Linked DNA regions of Homo sapiens: region 2 is linked to region 1. A link is a loop called in an ENCODE intact Hi-C map of the cell type or tissue named here. Cell type or tissue: PC-9. All regions are shown on one strand.

Region 1 (4,000 bases):
ATATGTATGTGGGGAAAAGAGAGATCAGACTGTTACTGTCTCTACGTAGAAAGAAGTAGGCATAAGAGACTCCATTTTGTTCTGTACTAAGAAAAATTCTTCTACCTTGAGATGCTGTTAATTTGTAACCCTACCCCAACCCTGTGCTGGCTGAAACATGTGCTGTGTCAACTCAAGGTTAAATGGATTAAGGGCTGTGCAGGATGTGCTTTGTCAAACAAATGCTTGAAGGCAGCATGCTTGTTAAGTCATCACCACTCCCTACTCTCAAGTACCCAGGGACACAAAACACTGCGGAAGGCCGCAGGGACCTCTGTCTAGGAAAGCCAGGTATTGTCCAAGGTTTCTCCCCATGTGATAGTCTGAAATATGGCCTCACGGGAAGGGAAAGACCTGACCATCCCCCAGCCCGACACCCGTAAAGGGTCTGTGCTGAGGAGGATCAGTAAAAGAGGAAGGCCTCTTTGCAGCTGAGATCAGAGGAAGGCATCTGTCTCCTGCTCGTCCCTGGGCAATGGAATGTCTCGGTGTAAAACCCGATTGAATATCCCATCTCCTGAGATAGGAGAAAACCGCCTTAGGGCTGGAGGTAAGACATGCTGGCAGCAATATTGCTCTTTAAGGCATTGAGATGTTTATGTATATGCACATCAAAAGCACAGCACTTTTTTCTTTACCTTATGATGCAGAGACATTTGTTCACATGTTTTCCTGCTGACCCTCTCTCCACTATTACCCTATTGTCCTGCCACATCCCCCCTCTCCGAGAAACACCCCATAATGATCAATAAATACTAAGGGAACTCAGAGACTGGTGCCGGCGCGGGTCCTCCGTATGCTGAGCGCTGGTCCCCTGGGCCCACTCTTCTTTCTCTATACTTTGTCTCTTTGTCTCTTTCTTTTCTCAAGTCTCTCGTTCCACCTGACGAGAAACGCCCACAGGTGGGGAGGGGCAGGCCACCCCTTCATATGTACACATGACTCAAGCCTCATATATTCTCTTTAGCTTAAGACAGGAGTGCTAGTTTTATTTCTACCTCCTTTATCACCTTGTTGGGTTTTTTTAAGAAACAGGATCTGATGGAATACTATGCAGCCATAAAAAAGAACAAGATCGTGTCCTTTGCAGGGACATGGATGGAGCTGGAGGCCGTTATCCACAGCAAACTAACACAGGAACAGAAAAACAAATACTCTATGTTCTCACTTGTAAGTGGGAGCTAAATAATGAGAACACATGAACACAAAGCGGAGCAACAGACACTGAGATCTACTTGAGGGTGGGGGGTGGGAGGAGGGAGAGGAGCAGAGAAATACCTGTTGGGTATTACTACTTACCGCCTGTATAACAAACCTGCACATATACCTCTGAACCTAAAATAAAAGTTAAAATAAAAAACAAATAAACAACAAAACAAAACAAACCAAAAAAACGGGGTCTGGCCATGCTGCCCAGGCTGGCCTCGAATTCCTGGGCTCCAGTGATCCTCCTGCTTTAGCCTTTTAAGGAGCTGGGATCACAGGAGCAGATACTGCGCCCAGTCCTTTTATCACCTTGTTTTAATTTTACTTGGTTCATAAATTCTTTAATGTAGAAGAAAATGATGAGAAGCAGTTTTTATTACTAAAGGATTCCTGCCTTTGGGATTCACCCATAATTTGTCTAAATAATGAACGTGTTCACCTTTCTGAGATGGAACTTAGCTGCTCAAACTCAACTTTTCAGAGACACCACTTGCAGGTGGTGTGGGCTTCTATGAAAGGACAGCAGCCCTTTGTTTTGAAACTCCAGATATGGAATGTAGAGGCATTTGGGTGACATATAAGGCAGGCTGTTTAACCCAGGGCCCTCCTCCAGATGGGAAGATCATAATTGAAGGCATAAACCTATATAAGGCAAAAGTGGGAGTAGACAGTAAAACCAAAAAACAAAACAAAACAAAACAAAACAAACCCCAAAACAAACAAACAGAAAAACCAAAAAGTGAAGATGGCCAAATGGCGCCTGGAGAGAAAGAACACAAACTACTCGGGCTGTACGTGGACCCAGCAGCGCAGGACTTAAGCGGCAGGTTCCCAGGAAGGCCGGAGGAGGGTGTCCATGTGGGGAGCGTGTGGGTGAAAGCGTGAGGGGGAGTGTGGGGGAAAGGAGCCCAAATCTGCGGCTTAGCTAACAGTCATTTCAAAAAGCAGTTACAACGCCTCCACGCCCCTCCAGCCCCGCCTGGCCCAGCAGAGGGCTCTCTTCTTCCTCCCATCTCTAAGACCACTGCCGGCGCCGCCCCAGAACCGCCCACAAGAGCATGGCCTCTGCACAAAGTGGTGACCCCGCGGCCCTCCTCTCCCCAGCAGCTCATGGTGTGGTGGGCCAGGCTGGCACCTCCTGTGCACTGCAGGAGTCCTCTCAGGGTCAGCTCTCCTGATAGCACACTTGTGACTCCCGACGAAATGGCCCGACCAGATGATTCCCGCTGCAAACTCACGACGGATGAGCCCCACCGTGCGCGCAAAGCTTCCTGCCGGCTTTGCACCGCCTAGCAATTCATGTGACAAGCATCACAGACATGGGAGAAAAGTGTTGTACAGGAAACAGAGAGACGCTACCCGCAAGGGGGAAAAGTGGGGCTAGGAAATCCAGACCCGGAAGCGAGCAGAAGAAAATGAGACAAGCCTACAGTTAATATATTCAGAAGCATAAGAGAAGGTACTGCCTTCATAAAAGAAAAAAATATAGGCTCTAAAAAAGGGAATATGTATAGAAACAAGAAGTCTCAGAAAGTATAATCATGACAGCAGGAATGAAAATTTCCGTAGAGGGGTTAAAATGTGAATTGATATGATCTTCCAGAAGGTGGAACAAAAAGCAGAAAAGGGAAAGAAGAAACACTTTTTAAAAATAATAAATTAGACAGTAAGTTGAATCCTCAGGATGCATGAGTGAAATCCCACGACAACAGTTGTGCATCAGGCCTACCTAACAAGGCTGGAGCAAAATGCTGAGGGCGCCAGAGGGATATCTTGGGAAAAAAAAAAGAAAATAAATGAAAAGAAAGTGAAGGAAGGAATAAAGAAAGGAAGAAATTTATAAGTTATCTGATGTGAATCAACATAATGGGGGAATATTTGTACTTCTGAAGAAGAATTTGGGAAAGTTTTAGTAATAGGAATGCAGAAAACTAAGCAAATTAAAGAAAAATAGGCTGGGCACCAGTGGCTCACGTCTGTAATCCCAGCACTGTGGGAGGCCAAGGCGGGAGGATCCTGAGCCCTGGAGTTTGAGACCAGCCTGGGCAACATAATAAGACCCTTATCTCTACTAAAAAATTTAAAAAACAATCCCACGAGTTTGAAGTTGCAGTGAGCTGTGATTGTTCTCCAACCTGGGCAACAGAGCTGAGACCCTGTCTCAAGAAAAAAAAAATGTAAAGCAATTATTACACTCAGAAACATTTAAAAAAATGGAAGAAAGTAGTATTTAAGTACACTAAATAGCTCAACTGAGAGCTGTTTTGTTCACATAGTCACTGTGAAAACATTGAGTATTGCTTGAACAAAAAGATAATACAGTCTTCTAGCAGTGCCTCAAATGTTAAACCTACATTTACCATGCTATCTAGGAATTCCAGTCTTAGGTATACACCCAAGGAAAACAAAAACTCATGTCCACACAAAAACTTGTACATGAATGTTTGTTGAAGCATTATACATAATGACCAAAAAAATGAAAATAATTCAAATGTCCATCAACTGATGAATAGATAAATAAAATGTCATATATCCATACAATGAAATGTTATTCAGCAATAAAAAATAAATGAAATATTGAGACATACTACATCATAAATGAACCTTGAAAACAGTATGCAAAGTTAAAGAAGCCATTCACAAAAGATCACACATTATAAATGATTCAATTTATATGAAATGTATAGAATAGGTAAATTTATTGAGACAAAGTAGACCAGTGGTTGCCAGGGGCTGGAGGAGTACACTAGGGGAA
Region 2 (4,000 bases), 160 kb after region 1:
TCTCTTGCCTTAGCCTCTCAAGCAGCTGGGATTATAGGCGCCCACCATGCCTGGCTAATTTTTGTATTTTTAATAGAAGCAGGATTTCAATATGTTGGCCAGGCAGGTCTTGAACTCCTGATCTCAGGTGATCTGGCCATGTTGGCCTCCCAAAGTGCTGGGATTACAGGCGTGATCCACTGTGTCCGGCCATCCATTCATTTTCATTGGTATGGAGACAGGTTGCTTAATCATTCACCTATTGAAGGAAATTTTGGTTGTTTCCAGTTTTGCACTATTACTAATAAAGTTTCTGTGAACATTCATGTACAGGATCTTGTGTGAACATGTTTTCATTGTTTAAATAAGTGCTCACGAATATGATTGCTGGATTATATGGTAAGGGTATGTTCAGTTTTCATTTTTATTATTATTATTTTTGAGACAACATCTCATTCTGTTGCCCAGGTTTGAGTGCTGTGGTGTGATCTCAGCTCGCTGCAGCCTCAACTTCTTGGGCTCAAGCAATCCTCCCACTTCAGCCTCCTGAGTAGCTGGGACCACAGGCATCTGCCACCACACTCAGTTAATTTTTTTTTTTTTTTTTTAGAGACAGGATTTTGCCATGTTGTCCAGGCTGGTCTCAAACTCCTGAGCTTAAGCGATCTGCCCACCTTGGCCTCCCAAAGTGCTGGGATTATAGGTGTGAGCCATCACTCCTGGCCTGTATGTTCAATTTTTTTTTTTTTTGAGACTCTGTTGCCCAAGCTGGAGTGCAGTGCACTCTCAGCTCACTGCAACCTTTGCCTCCCAGGTTCAAGTGATTCTCCTGCCTCAGCCTCCTGAGTAGTTGGGACTACAAGCACGTGCCACCACACCCAGCTAATTTTTGTATTTTTAGTAGAGACAGGGTTTTACTATGTTGGTCAGGCTGGTCTTGAACTCCTGACCTCAGGTAATCCACCCAAAGTGCTGGGATTACAGACGTGAGCCACTGTACCTGGCCTGTATGCTCAATTTTTAAAGCAACTACCAAACTATTTCTGGAGTGGGCATACCATTTAGTCATCTCACCAGCAATGTATGAGATATCTAATTTAACTGCATCCTTGCTACCGTTTGGTATTTACATTAATTTTTATTTTAGTTGTTTTAAGACTTGTGTAGTGATATCCCAGCTTGATTTTAATTTGTATTTCCCTGATGGCTAGTGATGTTGGACATCTTTTCATGGTCTTATTTGCTAATGTGTATCTTCTTCACTGATATGTCTCTTCATGTTTGAATTTGAAAAATTCAAATTATAATTTTTTCTTTCATGAATTATTCTTTTTGTTTTGCATCACTGTATTCTTTATTGTTTTTTTTTTTTTTTTTCTGTGCTAATATCTTTCTCCTCTTCTTCAGGCTCATCATTGATCAGAATGTTAGAGTCTTTGGTATGGTTTCATACATTCCTCAGGCTATGCTTTTTTTTCTCAATCATCTTTTTCCCTCTGTTGTTCATATTAGATGATTTTTATTGCTCTATCTTCTAGCTTCCCGATTCTTTAATTTTCATATACATTCAGTTATTGAGCCTCTCCAGGGAATTTTTTATTTCTGTTATTTTATATTTCATTTCCGTAATTTTCCATTTGGTTCTTTTTTTATAGCCACTAATTCTTTGCCAGGAATTAGTGTAATTGTTTCAAGAGTGTTTGCTGTCACCTAATGGAGCATGGTTATAATTGCTTTAAAATATTTATCTAATAATTTCAACATCTCTGTTATCTTGGGATTGCCATCTGTTAATTGCCTTTTCCTCTGAGAATTTTAAAAAAGGTTTTCCTGGCTCTTATGTATGTTGGATAATTGTGGATTCTCTCTTGGATATTTTGAATATTATGTTACAAGATTTTGGGTCCTAATAAAATCTTCTGGGGGAATGTTGATTTTTTTTTTTTTTTTTTTTGAGACAGGGTCTCACTCTGTAGCCCAGGCTGGAGTGCAGTGGTGCTATCTCTGCTCACTGCAGCCTTGACCTCCTGGCATCAGTTGATCCACCTCAGTGGCCCCCAAGTAGCTGGAACTTCAGGTGTGTGCCACCACACCTTGCTATTTTTTTGTTTTGTTTTGTTTTGCTTTTGCTTTTGTAAAGATGGGGTTTCATCATGTTTCCTAGGCTGGCCTCAAACTCCTGAGCTCAAGCAATCCACCTGCCTTGGCCTCCCAAAGTGCTGAGATTACAGGTGTGAGCCACAGTGCCCAGCCTGTTTTGCTTTATTTTAACAGGCAGTTAACTTAGTTGGCTTTGCTCTGCAAGTCTTGACCCATTTTCTTTAGGCTGTGCATTCAATGTTAATTTAATTTCAAAGCTGTTGCAGTGCTATTTTGTCTGCTTTACATGTGTGCCACCTAGGGGCCAGTCTGGGTCCTGGAGAGTGTTCAATGTTGTAGTTTAGTTCTCAAAGTCTTTGCTATGTTGATTCTTGTCCATTCCATAGCTCACGGATGATCTCAGGACTTTACACATTGATCTAAAGGCTCTCGTCTTTAGCTCCTTCTACTCTGTGATGTTCCTCACACATAGCAATTCTTAGGGTCACTCTTTCCTGGTGCCCTAGTTAGGAAGCTGGTACTTTAGCGTTTCTGTGCTGTTGCATGCTTCCTATGACAGCGTGCACTTCAGGGCAAAGCAGCAAGTCATGGAGGCTGCGGGGCTGCTATCACCACTGCCACCACTGCAGGAGTCCAGATTTGTTATGGGTGTTCACCGGAACTAGGGTTGGGAGACGCGACAGAGCTCCATACTGCAGGGACTCTTTTGTAGGTTCTCTGGTGAGTGTAAGAGTGTGTGTTTTTATTTTTTCTCTCCCTTGGAGCCTTTTCCATATGTCACAATTCCAGGATTTCGGTTGCCCCAAACTCTATGTAAGGCAATATGAGAGGAACCAAATTTTAAGAAAAAGGGAAAAAAATTTACTGCCATCTGGGTTATTTGCTGAGTTTGATTTCTCTGTGCAGTCTCTCTGCTTCTATTTACTTTTCAACATTCTTCAATAACTTTTTTCTATACTATTTTAAGACATATTAGTTGCAGTAAGTGGGAGATAGGGTGGGATGGTCTTAATCCATCCTAACTGGAAACAGAACCTTAAATCTTGGCTTTGAAGTAAAAAGGTCATGGTCCAGATATAAGGCAGGATAATTTGGAAGAATATTTATCAAATTTTAAAAAATTTACTCTCTAGGAGTCTAGATAAATTTGTCTAAAATACAAATGGATGAGACTATTAGGAAAAACTGAATGGAAATAGTTTTAAGAGGGACCCTGTACCCATCTCTTCTCCCCTACCATGTTATCTCCAAGGTGGAGACAACACAGCCCCAAATAGCACTTGGGACCTGAGTGTAGAGGAGGCTAGTGCTCCACTTCCACCTGAAGACCTGGGCGGTAAAAGCCTTCCAGGGAATCTGTGCTCTCATGGCATGAGAGTGGTAGAATAGAGATGACAGGGGGTCATTGAGGCAGAGATAGTCCCACGGAGTTACTCTTGGTACCAGGGATGTCAAAGAACAGCTGAGGGTTCTCTATGTCTCTGAGAAAAGGGGGAGAGAGGTCTCATGGTCAGGATGAGAGGTCATAGCAACAAAGGGCCTGTGGCCCTAGAGACAGGAGCCCAAATTTAAATGTGGGCATTTCAGTAGAGTTCAGCAGTGAGACAGGGAGATGTGGCGGATTGCTCAGGACCATCCAACATCGTGAATGTTGGTAAGGGGAGAGATCAGACCTGTGTACAAATTTGGGAGCAGTGAGTGCATGAGTGGTATGGTATTTAAAGCCATGAGCTTGGCTGAGGTGTGGGTGAGAGGAGAAACTGGCAAACGCTGAGTCCAGGACACTCTGAAGTTCAGAGGATGGAAAGAGGAGGAGGAAATGATAGAGACTGAGAAGGTTGGGCCAGAGAGGTGGGAGGGGAGGTAAGATAAAATGGTGAGGAAGAATGAAGTACTGTGCCAAACACCACTGCTGGGGTCA

The links. Hi-C counts contacts between places; a loop is a spot of excess contacts. Peaks named below come from ENCODE experiments on the same cell type or tissue, not always from the same donor. Only the 100,000 strongest peaks of a DNase experiment are listed, where the experiment ranks them.
Region 2: a loop joins it to region 1, with 11 times the contacts of the local background. A loop is called at or near these places in 12 of 110 quality-filtered maps.

The regions. Positions count from the first base shown.
Region 1 is chr7:47,989,672-47,993,671 of GRCh38, forward strand. The region is part of intron 8 of SUN3 (Sad1 and UNC84 domain containing 3); the gene reads right to left. Among named protein-coding and RNA genes, the nearest start is that of HUS1, 12 kb to the left of the region's middle. RefSeq lists enhancers at 1-247, 248-1,088, 2,274-2,503. In PC-9, a CTCF peak has its summit at 2,271 (motif pointing right); DNase peaks (open chromatin) are centred at 2,280 and 2,560; H3K4me3 peaks cover 1,037 bases; H3K27ac peaks cover 995 bases.
Region 2 is chr7:48,152,593-48,156,592 of GRCh38, forward strand. No RefSeq gene overlaps it. Among named protein-coding and RNA genes, the nearest start is that of ABCA13, 17 kb to the right of the region's middle. In PC-9, CTCF peaks have their summits at 2,363 (motif pointing left) and 2,564; a DNase peak (open chromatin) is centred at 2,359; H3K27me3 peaks cover 16 bases.